2 separate regions of the Mus musculus genome follow, and region 2 is linked to region 1. Evidence: chromatin loops called from intact Hi-C (ENCODE). Cell type or tissue: heart. All regions are shown on one strand. Links, peaks and the distances in the headings refer to the core of each region. The heading gives the core; the rest is flanking DNA.

Region 1 (8,345 bases), core at 128-8,127:
AGTCACTGCGGAACACGGGCAGCGATGGCACTGTTTTGCGGCATCAGGACTCGGATAAAATCCTTCTTTGCATTCTTCACAGTGTTCCCCTTTACTATTTTCCTGGCAGTTTAGACAAGCACCTAAAAGAATTATTGTTTCAGAGTTAGCAAACTTTAGAATCCTGCCTGCTTCAGGAAGACCACAGATTATACAGAAAAAGAAGCAGGAGTACTATTTAGTTTTTATTCTGTGTTATTTTCTGAAAGGAAGGGAGAGGACAGGAGAGGAGAGGAGAGGAGAGGAGAGGAGAGGAGAGGAGAGGAGAGGAGAGATTTAGAGATAAAGAGATAGCTCATCTTTAAATGCCTTTATAGCTTTCACAGACAATCTGGGACTCCCAGCATCTGTGTGCCACCTCACAACTGTCACTGCAGCCCAAAGGGATTCTCTATACCTTCTTCTGACCTTTTTGGGGATACACGGAGACAAAACACTTATACACATAAATGGATAAAATAAGTAGATCTATTTTTTAAAAAGATTTATTACTTGCGTGTATATGCCTATGTGTGTTTCTGTGTAACATGTTTGTGTAAGTGCCCTTGGCAACCAGCAACAGGAATTGGAACTCTAATCAATTGGAGTTCCAGGTGCTTGTGAACTGCCCAATACAGGTGCTGGGAACCCACCGTGTAGCCTCTGCAAGAACAGTAAATGCTTTTAACTGCTGAGTCATTCTTCCAGCCCATCTTGATTTATTTCTGAACTAGCTAAGTCTAGGAATTCAATGTTCTATAAGAGAAAAGTTGGGTATGTGATTATAGTCACAATATGCACTCATTGATTGGCTATATACTAAAAACAGACTAACTTTGTGCAAATAAAACAATAAGATAATATATATTAATAGAAGAGTATATAACTGCGGCACTTTCATACTTTGGATACTTCTATGAACTATAATGAACTACTTATGCATACAAACATGCATCTTAAAGACAGCATTGGTTGAAAAACAAAGAATGGCATATATAGAGAAAATTAATTTTGTAGAATTTCAGAAAGCCACAGTAGGGGTTGGAGAGATGGCTCAGTGGTTAAGAACACTGCATATTCTTTCAGAGGCCCCCATTTAAATTCCTATCACCACATGGCAGCTCACAATCATCTTTCTCCAGATCCAGGAGATCTGGCACCCTCTTCTGGCCTTCAAGGGCACTGCATGCATATGGTGCACAGACATGCATTCAGAAAAAAGTCATATATATAAAATAAAGTATAATAAAAAAAGCAACATTAATGGGGGGACGGGGAGAGATGAGAAAAGAGTCAATCAGTTTTAGGGTAAAATCTGGAAGTAAGTTCTGTTCTTTTACAGTGTGAGGTGACTACAACTGATGTATATTTGACAACAACAAGGTCTTGATGCCTACCAGAAGTGATGGGACGTGCTAATACCTGTGTGATCTTTCCCCGGGGTTCCAGGTATTGAAACTAAGCCCATAAACATATTTAACTTGTCAGTTGACTAAAACTAAAGACTGTCCCAAAAAAATTGGAGAAAGAATCACATGATTGAGTTTTACCAGGAATAATATTTATTTTACCTATATATAATTTAAATATTTTTGTTTACTTTCAGCATGTGTATCTGTTTCATTTTTGTCCTGAGACAAGGGTCTTGTGACCATGGGAAGGGTGTCATATGGCTTGTCACTTTGGATGAAGTTCCCTCAGTAGTTAGTGGGCCTCAGCATTAAGGTTGTTTACTTTGAGGTTTTTTTTTTTCCCCCGAAGGTAGACATCCTGTCCAATGGGTATTCATGGTCTGTGACTATATTTATATGCATGCTTCTGAAGACTGATACTGTAGCCTTAACTATTAAATAAAAGTTGATACTGAAGCAACTAGTAAAACAGACCCCAAAAAGCAACACTAAGCTTATACAAAAATACATAATACATCAAACCAAAAATATGTACATAGTAAAAACTTTAAATATGGACAGAGACAGTTAAAAAATTTTATGGATTATTGTCTCTGTAAACAGGGGAAAGAAAATATATCTGAGAAAACACCTGCTCAACTCTTTTGAAATTTTCCAATTCAAATATGTGTTGTAATGGCTATTCTTGTTTTTCAACTTAAGTACATCTAGAATTAGCTAAAACTCAAGTGGCATTTCAACTAAATCTGGGGCCTGGGTGAGATCACTCAAGTGGAAGGGACAAACGTGCTAAGCTCTCTCTGAGTGCAGAGGAGGCACCAGTATAGCGCTGATCTAGGGAGATGGAACACAACTGACAGAAAAGGCAATGCAGCCACACAGGACAGAAGCCGGGAGAGTGTGAGATCCTGAAGCAGAGCAGCAGCTCAGCAGTCAAGGCAGTCAGTGAATCAGGCTGCTCGAGTCTCACTCCCATGGGAGACGACCAAGACACAAGAGTGCCTTGAGTTCTTAACATAAGTCTGCTACCCGAAAACAAAGTTTGCAGTTAAAAAATAGTTGACTCTCTTGCACTTCCATTTAAGAAAAATGTGCTCAATAAAGAAAATTTGGAAAACAAGTAAAAGGAGAAGAGAAGTGCCTCCGTAATCTCATTAGCATTTGGGATACCTTCCGTGACCTCTTACCTTAGTTATAGAGATTTGGGTTTTGTCACTGAAACTGCCTAATTATATGGCACTTGTTGTTTTAAAGCCCAACTATTCACATATGCCATTCATAAAAACATTGTTATGAAATCATTCTAATAGCTATTACTTCCAGACTGCTTCTGATGATTTGTAGAGAAGCACAAATGTATTTAATTTTACAGCAAACTACTAGGTGGTTAACCCAAGTTTATGGATACAGAAACATATTAAATAACTTGCCCAAGATATAGTCAAAATTTAATTTTCTGAGATTCTAACCATGTATTATCAATGTAACAATATTAATTATGCATTGTTATAAATTATAGTGTCTAAGTGTTTTTTGTGTCATAACTATCATTCTGGTAAGCATTTTCATAAAGATTTTTTTATGAATTTAGAATTATTTTTTCAGAAGGTTCCGGAAAACAGAATTTCTGGCTTAAATATTTTTAAAGGGCCTTTTAATACCTACTGTCAAATTTTTCCCTGTGATATTTTTTCCAATATATTTTACTACAAAATGAGAACTTTGAAACTCTGAAACTACCTAAAACAGAAATTCCAGACATAATGGGAAGAATAACCATGCAAACATACAAAGTGGCCACTAGAGGGCGACGGTACCACAGTACTCTTGAAAACTCATCTGTGCTAAAAATTGTATGTGAACTGGCTGTTTTCAGTAAGGTGCTCACTCCTTCACATTGGATTTATACTTTTCATATGGTGAACCATTTATTTCTTCTAGAAATAAGAATTATTCAATGGATTCATTTTACTTTATCTCCAGAGCACCTGCAGGTCAGTGTGATAACTGCCACCTGCTATGAAGAAAAAAAAGTCTTGTAGATGGCTTTCTGGTACTTTAAATCATCCAGGGAATAACTGATGATTTGACCCAATAAAATATTCTTCTTGTTATCCAATGCTGACTCTCACCATTCTTTTTCATATTTTACCATTAGTTTGTTCATTTATCCAACAAAGAATAAGTGGGTGCTCACTCTGTGCCAATACCTGGAGTAGAGCCTGTACAAACAGCAAGGATGAAGCCGTTCCTGTTCCTGCCCCATGGAGCTGCCATGCAGTGAGTGTGCACATGAGAGTAATGGCCACAAGTAAACATAGAAACATCGGTTATGCCAAGTACTCTGAAAACTTGCAGATGCATGTGACAGTGTGTAGTGAGGCTTTGCATTTAGTGAGGAGCGACAGGAAATGCTAAGAAGTCACCTTTTGTTGAAGACCTGAAAAAAATCTATGATTTAATAAGGCAAAGGGGTCTGCGGTGTGGATGGAGCTGAGTTGGAAAGGCCATTCTTGTCAGGGGAAGGAACATGCATAGTAACTTTGGGACACATGCAACAGTAAAGAAAAAGAACATTACAGACAGATGACACAATGTCTAAACAGATTTCGCTACACACACTTCACTGGACAAAAGGAATAAGCTTCCAGTGTCGATTCTTCTGGGATCCATTCAGTTTACATTTAGTCTGATGACCTGGTCTCATGAAATCTCATGTACGTATTAAAGTCATATATGTCCTGATTGTTTTCCATGTGGATGTTAAAAGACTTTCCAGGAAGGTCCTCCAATCTTACGTTGAGGGCTTTCGAAGATCAGAGGGACTTGTGTTCACTTTGATACAATCTGAGTTTGCTTAGCTGTGTGTGTGTGTGTGTGTGTGTGTGTGTGTTTTCTGGTATTATCTGGCTGGGCATTTGCTGAGCTTTCTGACGTGTAGGCTGAATGTTTTCCATCATTTAGAAAGGTTTGGCCATCAGTTCCTGAGCCCCCTTACACTTACGTTAGACTCTGGCTGTGCGTGTCTCATCCCTCCTGCCTTTCCTACTACCTTGTTATAAGGATGCTTCAGGTTAGACAGTTTTTATGGTATCCTATGTGGATATCTTGCCTTCATTGACTAAAAGCCTTCTCTTAGCTCATATAACAAGTTATTAACTTCAAATACCATAATTTTTAGTTTTAGGTCCCTTCTATTTAAAAATTTTTATTTACCTATGTATTCTTTTTTAATGCATGAGTATTCTGTCTGCATGTGTACCTGCATGCCGGAAGAGGACATCAAATCCCTTTATATATGGTCATGAGCCACCATATGGTTGCTTGGAATTGAACGCAGAACCTCTGGTAGAACAGCCAGTGTTCTTAACCACGGAGCCATCTTACGAACCTATAGATTGCTGTTTTGAAAATGCATGTGTATGAGTTGGCAGCTTTATATGCATGCAAGTACATATGTATGTGTGGAAGTCAGAGGACAATCTCAAGTGTTATCCTCAAGAATGCTTTCCAGTTCTTTTGAGAGGAGAGTCTCAATGACCTGGACTTCAGCAATTAGGGTAGACTGGATGATCATCAGCTAGTTCCAGGAATCCCCCTGAGCTCAGATTACAACTACATGGCACTGGGGCTAGAGAAATACACGGCTGTGTTTAAGAATACTGGCTGCTTGAAAGTACCCAAGGAGCTGAAGGGGTGTGCAACCCTATAGGTGGAATAACAATATGAACTAACCAGTACCCCCAGAGCTCATGTCTCTAGCTATATATGTAATAGAAGATGGCCTAGTCGAGATAGCATTTGAGATGTAAATAAAGAAAATATCTAATAAAAAATTGAAAAAAAAAAGAATACTGGCTGCTCTTCTAGAGGACCCACATTTACCTCTCAGCACCCACAATGGCTCACAACTGTTTGTAACTTTAGTTACAGGGGATCAGATGCCCTCTTAGATACTGGTACACAGACATACATTAGACAGCACCCACATTATAAAACTATGCCCCGCATTTTAACATGGGATTTAAACTCAGGTCCCTTTGCTTGCATGGCAAGCACTTTACTAACTGAGCTATCTCCCTAGTCTTCATAATCTCCCTGTGACCCCATGACCCCCCCCCCCCCGTGTGTGTTTGTGTGTGAGTGTGTGTGCACATGCATTGTAGTGCTATTCTCTGGTGAAATTCTATCTTTTTAATCATTTTGTCTTATTTTTCTTCTAATTCCTCAATATAATAGTTTCACTTATTTTGAAATTTCAGTTTTAATTCTAATAACAATATTATTGTAGTTCTGTTTCCATTATTTATATTTTTATTACTAGCCACATTTTTCCATTTTTGTAGTCTCTGTTCTTTATTGTTTATCACACCTGTGTGGTGCTACACATCTTTAGTCCTAGCAGTAGCAATCAGATCTCTGTGAGTTTGAGACCAGCCTAGTCTATAGTTAGCTCCAGGACATACAGGGCTATTACACAGAGAAACCCTGTCTTGGAAAAAAAAAAAAAACAAAATAAAATAAAACTAAACTAAACTAGAAGGGAAAAGGGCTCTCATTTCTTCTAATAGGCAAATATGAGAAAATGACGGCCTCGATTCAATCAGGCATGATGGCTGTTTTCTTATCTACCAGCTCAACACTAGTTCTTCACTATTTCTTGGCATGACCTTTTGGATTAAGAATTTGGCAGACCTTTGTCTTGACATTGGGGGTTCCACCATTCATACCCATTCCATGAATCTTTAGAGTTTGGCAATGTATTAAGGAAGAGCTGGCTGCATGTTATGACAAGCCCTCTTCTCTTTAAAAGGATTTTTGTCTCCTCAGCATAAAACATCTTCTGGCCCAGACGTCTTAGTCAGGGTTGGGAGAACTGGCCTTGTGTTTGGGGCTCCTCTAGTTTCCACCTACCACCCAGGCTCCAGATGGCTGTCAAAAGCTCTCCTTCAAGTATAAAACCTTTCCTTTGGCCAACCCTTACTCCATACCCTGTGCTCAGAATCAGCAAATCTCTACTGGAAAGAAATCATGTGGTGTATACATGCAGCCTAACTTAGCTGAAGACATCTTGGGCCATAACTTTTATGACTATGTCTAAGCAATCCTATACCTTTCCTTATATAGCCTTCCTGCACACTGCAGATTACAAGAAAAAGAGTGGTAGGGTAATGGAACTTTATGACTAGAACTTCTCTACTGGCACCAGGAACATGCGAGACATCTTTGATGTTAGTTTGAGATAAATTAACTACATTCTAGATTTAATGAAAGTAACCTTTGACCTTTAAATCCACAATTCTTTATTTGCTGATTCAAGTTGTGAGGATTGGCCAGAGTAGCTGCCACTCTTGACTTTAGTTGTGTAAGTAACCCCACAGTAAATTTCACTCAGCAATCTTGTATCTGCCTCTCTCTTTCTAAGTGCTATGGAGTCTCAGTTCTTTCACACAGGAATTCCCAAGTGATTGTGGCTTGCTTGGAAGAGCTCTAACTTATTTTTCAATGTCTGTCACTGTGAAGTCAAAGTCAACACTTTGTGTTGTTCTCCAATCTTCAATCTATATGATTTTTGAAATTCATGAAATATTTTAAGTTGTTATAAAAGTCTGACTTGCCATATGCCTTATTATATCTACTTAAAATTTCAAGGCCTTATAAACTATTTGAAAAGAATCAATGCATTAAGGCTTCAAGATTTAAGGAATAAAGAATAATTTCATGATACTATTAAAAAAATACATACCTGTGTGAACATCACAACTATCAGACCGGTTGTTGCACTGGCAAGGCAAGCAGCCTGTCTTACCAAAGCCATAATGTCCATCTTGGCATTTGTCACACATGGAGCCGGTGACACCCACTTTGCATTGGCAATTCCCAGAACTGCAAATAAAAGCAAAGACAGTGAATAAAAGTAAGTGATTTTGAAAACTGTAGCTTAATGCTCCATAAATTATCTCAACACAGCCAAGAATTTCTACTAGAGTCTACTTCCAAGAATAAAAGGGGACTTGAGAGATGGCTTAGTGGTTAAGAGTATTGGCTGTTCTTTCCAGAGGGCCCATGTTCAGTTCCCAGCATCCACACTGCAGCTCACAACTCTCTGTAACTCCTATTCTGGGGGATCCGACACCCTCAAACAGATATATGCAGTCAAACCACCAGTGCTCATAAATCAACAATAATACATTATTAAAACACGTAAGAGGGATTATTATTATTGTAGGGTTTTGTTTTCTAGAGTCCTAGACTTGCTTCCTAGCATAGTCTGCCCTGGAACTTACCATGTAGCTTAGGCTGTCCTCAAATTCATAAACCCATTGCCCCAGCCACTTAAACTAGAGAAATTTATGGTTATATTTTAGCTAATAGTATTAATAACAATTTATGACAATTCTATTCTCTGTGCTTGGAATGTTTAAAATACATGACAAAGGACTCATGGAGAGTAGATGTTCATAGTGTAAAACCTTTCTTTACTGAACACTAGAATTTAGAACACATATCACTATTTCTCATTCTAGGATTATCCCATAGCTCTGCAGATATCCTTTCAAATTGGAGAAAAGAATCAGACTTTACCTAGCTCCTGTCTCACAAATATGAAGAATAAGAACTTGATAGATGAATCATTTCACACCAATTTCTAGACTAGCTACTTGATATTATTCTCTATTTTGAGTCTAAAAAGTATTTAAATCATAGTTCTGGGATGTAAGGTGGAGTACACAATTAAGTAAGTATGACTAGAATGGGGATGCCTAGTGAATTTCACATTAAATTCTGAAGAGGTTATTTTTATTTATGTGTCTGTGTGTTTGTCTGTGAACATGTTTGTGGGTACTGACAGAAGCCAGAAGAGGGTATTGGATACCCTGGAGCTAAAGTTACAGGCAATTGTGAGCTGTTAGT
Region 2 (8,345 bases), core at 212-8,211, 150 kb after region 1:
TTAAACCTGTGGGAGCCAGGGAGTGTAATGCAGGTGATTTGAAAATGCTTAGCACATGGGAGTGGCACTATTAAGAGGTGTATCCTTGTTAGAATATGTGTGACTTTCTTGGAGAAAGTATGTCACTGTGTAGGCATTCTGAAAGAGTGGAGCTTGGGTGTCCTGCTCTTGCCTAGATGCAGAGCCATAGTAGGGGAGGTTAGGCCAATAGCTACCAGGAGAAGACCAGATGGCTCAAGCTGTGCCCTCCCCTAGGAAGTGTACTGGTTCAGCTGCTTTTTCCAGCTAGGTTTGCTTGGGGAATGCAGCAGCACCTTGAGTGGGAAGGTAGTCCCCTAGTTAGTTTTCTCTAGCCAGGGGTTTGACCCTTTAGAAACATTCAGCTCTCAGCACTGTTGGGACTGTCCAACAGCATCTATTTTCCATTCTGAAGTAACTTCAAAGTATCACCTAGTCTGTCCCAGCAGCTGTGTGTTTTGGGAAGTGCTGTGTCTCTACCTGATATTGTCTTGGGTTAGATTGAGTTTTGAATCCCAAGTAAGATGCACCAAATGTAAACTAGCAGAATTTTTTTCTATCTCCATTTAACCATGGCCTTCAAATGAATGAGACTAAGACCTTGATTTATTTATATGGTTCTGGCAGTTACTGAGGTTACACTAACCTGATTTTCTAATGCTAGGCTAGCTACTTGACCAACTGTATTCCCCAAATACAAATATTTGTGTCTTCCTGGGTTATTTCTGCTCCACCAGCCTGTCCTCGGGGTTCAAATTTCTCAGGAAGATGGAGATCTCCTCTTCTCTCCTTTTCTTTCTTCTTCATTCTCCTCCTTCACTCTCTTCAAAGTCCGTACCTGTGACTCCTAGCCAGGTAAGTGAAAACCTGCCTACAGTAATTGGAAGCAAGGTTTGTACAACAAAAGATGGTATTCTTGAGAATTCTCTCATGCTCATCTTGGGGCAACAAGATCTTGGGGTATAGAATTTAGTATTTCTTTTTGTTTGTTTGTTTGTTTGTTTGTTTTTTTCAAATTTCAAAGTATTTTTTATCATAAGAAATCAAAAGAGCTTATACTAGCACACAGCAATACTAACACTGTGAATAAGTAATAATTCAAGGCGTTTCCTGCTCATACAGATAATATGAAGTTTTGATATAAATGCAATTTCTCAATGAAGAAAATATCATTTAACCACTTGCTCTTAGCTACAAAAATATTTTCATAATAGACAATAAAAAAAAACCCAGAGAACATGAATAAAGCTATTTCTGCAGATGGTGTGGAAGAACAGTTTTCCAAATGTTTCTGATATAAATGTTTTAATAAGTAGCTTTTCTTTTTTTCTTAGATATTTTCTTTATTTACATTTCATATGTTTTTCTCTTTCCTGGTTTTACCTCTGAAAACTCCCTACCCTCCCCCCCCCCCACCCGACCCCCCTGCTCACTAACCCACCCATTCCTACTTCCTGGCCCTGACATTTCACCATACGGGGGCATAGAACCTTCACAGGACCAAGAGCCTCTCTTCCCATTGATGAGCAACTAGGCCATCCTCTGCTACATATGCAGCTAGAACGATGAATCCCACCATGTGTTTTCTTTAGTTGGTGGTTTAGCCCCAGGGAGCTCTCAGGGGTACTGGTTATATAGTTGTTCCTCCTATGGAGCTACAAACCCTTTCAGCTCCTTGGGTACTTTCTCTAGCTCCTTCATTAGGGACCCTGTGCTCTGTCCAATGGTTGGCTGTGAACATCCACTTCTGTATTATTTGTCAGGCACTGGCAGAGACTCTCAGAAGACAGCTATATCAGGTTTCTGTCAGCAAGCTCTTGTTGGCATCCACAATAGTGTCTGGGTTTGGTGGTTGTATATGAGATGGACCCCAGGTGGGGCAGTCTCTGGATGGTCATTCCTTCAGTCTCTGATCCATATGTTGTCTCTGTAACTCCTTCCATGGGTATTTTGTTCAACTTTCTAAGAAGGACTGAAATATCTACACTTTGGTTTTCCTTCTTCTTGAGTTTCATGTGTTTTGCCAACTGTAGCTTGGGTATTCTGACTTTCTGGGCTAATATCCACTTATCAGTGAGTGTGTATCATGTGTGTTCTTTTGACATTGGATTACCTCACTCAGAATGATATCCTCCAGATCCATCCATTTGCCTAAGAATTTCATAAATTCATTGTTTTTAATAGCGGAGTAGTACTCCATTGTATAAATGTACCACATTTTCTGTATCCATTTCTCTGTTGAGGGACATCTGGGTTTTTTCCAGCTTCTGGCTATTATAAATAAGGCAGCTATGAACAGAGTGGAGCATGTGTCTTTATTACATGCTGGGGTATCTTCTGGGTATATGCCCAGGAGTGGTATTGCTAGATCCTCTGATAGTACTATGCACAATTTTCTGAGGAACCGCCAAACTGATTTTCAGAGTGGTTGTACCAGCTTGCAATCCCCACAGCAATGGAGGAGTGTTCCTCTTTCTCCACATCCTTGCCAGCATCTGCTGTCACCTGAGTTTTTGATCCTAGCCATTCTGACTGGTGTGAAGTGGAATCTCAGGGTTGTTTTGATTTGCATTTCCCTGATGACTAAAGATGTTGAACATTTTTTTAAGTGCTTCTCAGTCATTCCGTATTCCTCAGTTGAGAATTCTTTGTTTAGCTCTGTATGCCATTTTTAAATAGGGTTATTTGGTTTTGTGGAGTCTATCTTCTTGAGTCTTTTTTATATATTGATATTAGCCTTTGATTAGTATGTAAAAGAATGCAAATTGATCCATTCTTATGTCCTTGTACAAAGCTCAAGTCCAAGTGGATCAAGGACCTCCACATAAAACCAGAGACACTGAAATTTATAGAGGAGGAAGTGGGGGAAGAGCCTAGAACATATGGGCACAGGGGAAAAATTCCTGAATAGAATACCAATGGTTTATGCTGTAAGATCAAGAATTGACAAATGGGACCTCATAAAATTGAAAAGCTTCTGTAAGGCAAAGGACAATAAGACAAAAATGTAACCTAACCATCAGATTGGGAAAAGATCTTTACCAATCCTAAATCTGATAGAATTTAGTATTTGAATACATAGTAGCATCAACACTGCCTTTCTATTCACTGCCTTTTATGGTAGGATTGCTGGGCTCTAAAGGAGACATATTGCTCTGGCTGTTATTGATTTTGGTTTTATGCTGGTGTGTAGGCATCTGATATTGGGAAACTTTGATTCTAGATACTGATATCTTGCCTTGTCTTTGTGGGGTGAGTGTTTGTTTGTTTGTTTCTTTATTTTAGATATTTTCTTTATTTTCATTTCAAATGTTACCACCTGAGTGTTTATTTTTTTGGTTTCTGTTTCCTCTCTGGTTCTTAGGAGAGTGTGTTGGCTGTGTGTTGCCATTTAAGAAATTCTGGTGTTTTAAAGGGTGTTGCCAGTGAGTCGTCCAGGTGGAGTGAATTTTGACACTTAGAACTGTGGGAGCACCGGGGAAGGACATAGGCAGGTTTCACAAGAAAGGAGAAGTTGGGGTATTCCACTACAATCTGCTTAGTTAAGTCCCTGGGATAAGGGTAGAGAGTGAGAACAGACCACTGCAGAAAGTAAGCTTCTCAGGTGGGGGTGAAGCTGGGGGTTTGAATTTGGAGAATTAGAGAAAAGAGTGAAGAGCTGCAATTAGTCTACTTGCTTCCCTGGTTGGAGTGGCCAGGGAATAGCTGCTGGTATTCGTGGCTTGGGAAGAGAAATGAGTGGAAGGGAGGAAATTTGGGATAAAGATCTGTGAGAATCACTGGTGGTTACAGGAGCTTGCAGCAGGCATAGAGATGATACTGGGTGTTGGGCTGGATGAGTGGAGGGAACGGTAGAAATCTGGAGTTAGCCTTTTTGCTTCCCTTGCCAGGGTGGCCTGTGGATTTTCAGGGAGTGCCTGCTGTAGTTGGGAGCTGTGATAAAGCAACAAGGTGGATGAATGAGGTTAGTAGGGGAAGGTGGCTGGAGAGGGGTCAGGGGGCAAAGGGAAGCTACCACAGGTGGTATGCTGCAGAGTTGGGGATGAGACTTCAATTGCATCTCTTCAAAGAGAAAGAGGTAAAGATCTTGGGTTAGTCCACCTGCTTCCCTGACCAACAGTGGCTCTTTCATTGATGGCCTTGAAGTTTTCAGAAATGTTTTACCATCTGCACATAAAAGTGATTTGCCTCTTTCTTTTCTATTTTTATGCCTCTGTATTAGGAGATATTATTTAATGCTTTTAATACAATATACAATGTGATATATTAGGATTTCATGAAATGGCTTAAAGTATTACCTTCTTCCACTCTGACCACGGCTTTGTGCTCTATATAAATATTATCCTCACTTATCTCGTCATGGTAGTCCCACTAAACAAGTGGAGGAAATGAATGGTACTATTTCTGCTTTGACTGCTTCTAGCAAACGGCTATTCTTGTCCTGAGGCTATGAGGATGTGTGTGTCAGATGCAGGTTGCCACCTTGTGGAACTAAGAATTCATTGCACATGAGCAGTATTGCCTTACTTTGTTCCAAAGCTGAGAATGGGGACAGACCCGAGTCACCTTCCTGTACACATTTCCTCTCTCAAACAGAAACCCAACACTACTGAAGGAAACTCACACATGCTCTCCTATGGGAGCCACACCAACCCCTCTGCCTGACAAAAATCCCAAAGTCTTTTAGACGAAGGCATGTCTAGGGAACCCCAGGGCATGAATGTCATTAGACAATTAAGGCCAGTGTCTTTATACCTAGCTAAAAGTTTCACTTTACAAACCATGTCAGATGTCATGGCAGAATTCAGTCATTCTCCTGAATTACATGAATAAATGTGTAATAGGAACTGCATCATTTGTGATTGTGGAATGTCAAAAAGAAACTATCTGGCATGGTAGTTCCAGTACTACTTCTAGTTCTCCAGAAGGAGGGCAGGGGCTAGCCAATTTCTGGTAGTAGTTTAGCCTTGTCTACATTAGTAGTTCTAGGCTAAACACAAACAGAAAAAACAAAAACAAAGCCAAGCCCTTGTCTACCAACATATGTTTCTTAGTAAAGGTACACCCAAGATGAGCTTGTCACTGCAATATTAGTTGTGTTATTTCTGTGTAGAGTGTAAGATCAAACTTCAATGCCAATATGAATTAAACAACCTTGCAACCAGTGCAGTGTAGACAAAAACATAAGTGAATAAAACAGTATCAAAGTGTAAAGCCCACAATTGAACTTTACATGTGATATTTTGTAAGCCACACTAATAAAATTTATAGTGATGTCAGGAGAAATGAGTGTGTTAGAAAACTATCATGTATTTGGCTTAGACACATAAATGTTTATACCTGCTCCAGAATTATTTTACATAGGTACTATTTTTCCTTATGAAATATCTTATAGAATCTCCTGGTTTATAAACTTCTACTATTCTACTTTCTGGGACGACTTATATTTATAGGCAGTAGTATAATGCCATTGACTAAAATTAGGAGCTCATCTTTGCACATTAAGCTAAAAATACATATCAAAGTTTAAGATTCCACAATTAGACTTATAGGAAGAATCCTCTTGTAGGTTGGGGTGAACAGCTTTGCCTAGCATTTCCCAACAAGCAATTCCTGCTGTGTAAATGAGGGCATTTCTCTGTTATCAGGATGCAAGTAATTCTGATTGGTTATATAATTCTGACATAATGTGGCTTTAGTTGAGTAATGAGTAATTCTTGCTTTTCTGCCTAGGGAAAGCTTTTTGCACCTTGGTTAAAAGGACTTGTACCTGTATCTCATCTGTGTGCACATATGTTCTTTCTCCACCTAGTTTTATCTTACTTTTATGTCTATGTGTGTTTTCCCTATTTGTATACGTGGGTGCACCACATACATGCCAGGTGTGGGTAGAGACCAGAAGAGGGCATTGCATATCCTGGAAATGGAACTTAGCTAGGTGGTTGTTAGCCTTTGTATGGGTCTTGGGAACCAAATTCACATTCAGTGCCTATCTTAAATACTTTGATAATCTTCCAGCCTCAATCCCCATCCATGCTCCCACCCTGCTCTCTTAATCACAATCCTTCTATTACATTTCTGTCTTTCTGTAGCCTCTTTAACTTCACCTGAAGTGTACTGCTGGTATTTCCCATGCAGAAGTGTATATGTAATATTTATGAAATGTAGAAAGCCTAAGAAAATGATTCACAAGGTTACATCATCCACTTAAAAAAATGAAACACTACTGTAACTGAGGGTTCCATTTAGATGTTGCTACGGTTCTGAACCCAAATAATTTTCTTCTCTGTTTAAATGGCAGGAGAGAGTCAAGTGGAAGCAGTAGGGGCTATCTTGCAGGTTAATGCTCAGGAAAAAATGCATGAAGACCCATTTGCCAGAAGAGGTCGCCCAAACACCACCTTTAGTTTTTCACCAGTTGACTTGGAACATTTCTGTACTCATGAAACAAGGTTGTGATCAACACATTTCTGTGAAATCCCTCAATCAATCAATCAATCAATCAATCAATCAATCAATCAATCAATCAATCAATCAAATAAACAAACAACAAACAAACAAATAAATAAAGTTTATGTGTACATGGTGAGAAAGGGTGTTCTACAGTGTGTATGTGAATGTCAGAGAATAAACTAAGATGACCTTTCTCTTCTTCTAATGGCCCAGGGGTGTTACTTACGTTGTCAGGCTCACTGACAAGCATTTTGACCCTATAAGCCATCTCACCTCATTGGCCCAAGGTGACTTATTTATTTATTTTTGTTGTTAATTGTTTTTAGTTTAGTTTTCTTTGTTTAAGATGTGGTTTGTCTATACTGGCCTGGAACTTACTATGTAGAATAGATTGGTCTTGAGCTCATAGATATTTACCTGCTTCTGCCTCTCTAGTCTTGGGGGAGCATCACCATCTCCATCCCAGGCCCTGGCTGTCCTGGAACTTCCTCAATAGCCAAGGATAGTCGTGAACTCAGAGATCTCCATGTCTCTGCCCTTTAAGTGCTGGGATTAAAGGTGTACCCCACCAAGCCTGGCCCAACTACTAGAAGATTAGTGCACACTTTTGTTTTAGAAGATCAGTGTACTGAAATGTTCTAGTAGGACAGTGAACATGGATCTACACATACTACAGCAAATTCAGATGTGCTACAACTGTACCACACATAGAGGTCAATTGGAACTGTGGTGAACATAGATTTACTAGTAAAGAAGCTCAACTGAACATACTATTCCTGCCCCGCACACAGACCTAAATGTGCTCTTACAGAAGTAGAGCAGTTCACATGGATGTCCTAATCAACATGTGTATGCATTTACCAGTACATTAGAATACAGGGATGTCCATGAACAGCAGGGCACATGAGTATACTTGAAAAGCAGCACACTTGGGAAAGAAGTAATAGAACACACATTGAATTCTGTATTACAGGAGTAATCATTTATGTTCTTGCAAAGCAGCACATGTAGCTATATACAGATATTATAGAAACACTCAGAGGTAATGCTACTCATGGATGTACTGCATTAGCATGCATGGAAGTACTAGACAGGAGCACCCAAGAATATACTAAGACACCAAGGCATGTATTTGTATTAATAGACCATGGGTCTATTATTAAAGCAATACAAAATGGCATCTTTGAAAAAAAAAGGATGTGCCACAACTGATTTGTAAACTAATGTGCATTTAAAATAAAGGTGTTCTTGAGTGGCAGTGCATACTGCTGAACTGGAAAAGCAGTGAACACCTGCAGGTGCAGAGTAGATTCAGAGTAGTTGCAACTGAATTGGAAGTACACAGTGCTTATGGATATAAAGCACAGGAAGAATGGTTGTATTCTAGAATACAATACAGAGAAGTATTAAAATAGCAGAGATCATAGAATTACTTGAAAGCCATGCCCATGAGTATATTATTGTGATGTAGACGTGAAATTATTAATGCAGGAGTACAGATATGCAAATTGATGAGCTAGTACAGGTTTCCATATTTACATACAAGTACAGCAATACATATGGGGATCTGTGAACATCAGTGTGCATGGATGTACTCTAACCACAGCACAGTTGATGTACTATGACATCTATTCATATAGATGTACCATTACAAAAGTGTACATGCATGCACTGTTAAAGGACAGAAGCAAGAGCACACACAGATACACTACTGCAGCCATGCACTTGAATGTACTGGTACAAAAGCAAACATCAGTGTGCTAACTACTACAGTATGTGTTAATGTACTGTGATAAGAGTGATCATGACTGCTGCTAAAGCAACAGAGTTGAACATAGTTACACCTTCATATACTTTAAAAAAATAGATGAACG

What was found. A loop is a pair of places that touch in the nucleus more often than their neighbours do. Peaks named below come from ENCODE experiments on the same cell type or tissue, not always from the same donor. Only the 100,000 strongest peaks of a DNase experiment are listed, where the experiment ranks them.
Region 2: a loop joins it to region 1, with 9 times the contacts of the local background. A loop is called at or near these places in 20 of 42 quality-filtered maps.

The regions. Positions count from the first base shown.
Region 1 is chr4:70,448,685-70,457,029 of GRCm38, forward strand. It overlaps Megf9 (multiple EGF-like-domains 9), which reads right to left. Exons shown (of 6, transcript NM_172694.2): 3 at 7,177-7,316; 4 at 1-122. Among named protein-coding and RNA genes, the nearest start is that of Cdk5rap2, 42 kb to the left of the region's middle. In heart, for the core only: CTCF peaks have their summits at 1,187 (motif pointing left) and 3,235 (motif pointing right); no DNase peak of the experiment used is centred there.
Region 2 is chr4:70,597,015-70,605,359 of GRCm38, forward strand. No RefSeq gene overlaps it. Among named protein-coding and RNA genes, the nearest start is that of Gm32209, 24 kb to the right of the region's middle. In heart, for the core only: CTCF peaks have their summits at 4,505 (motif pointing left) and 6,399 (motif pointing right); no DNase peak of the experiment used is centred there.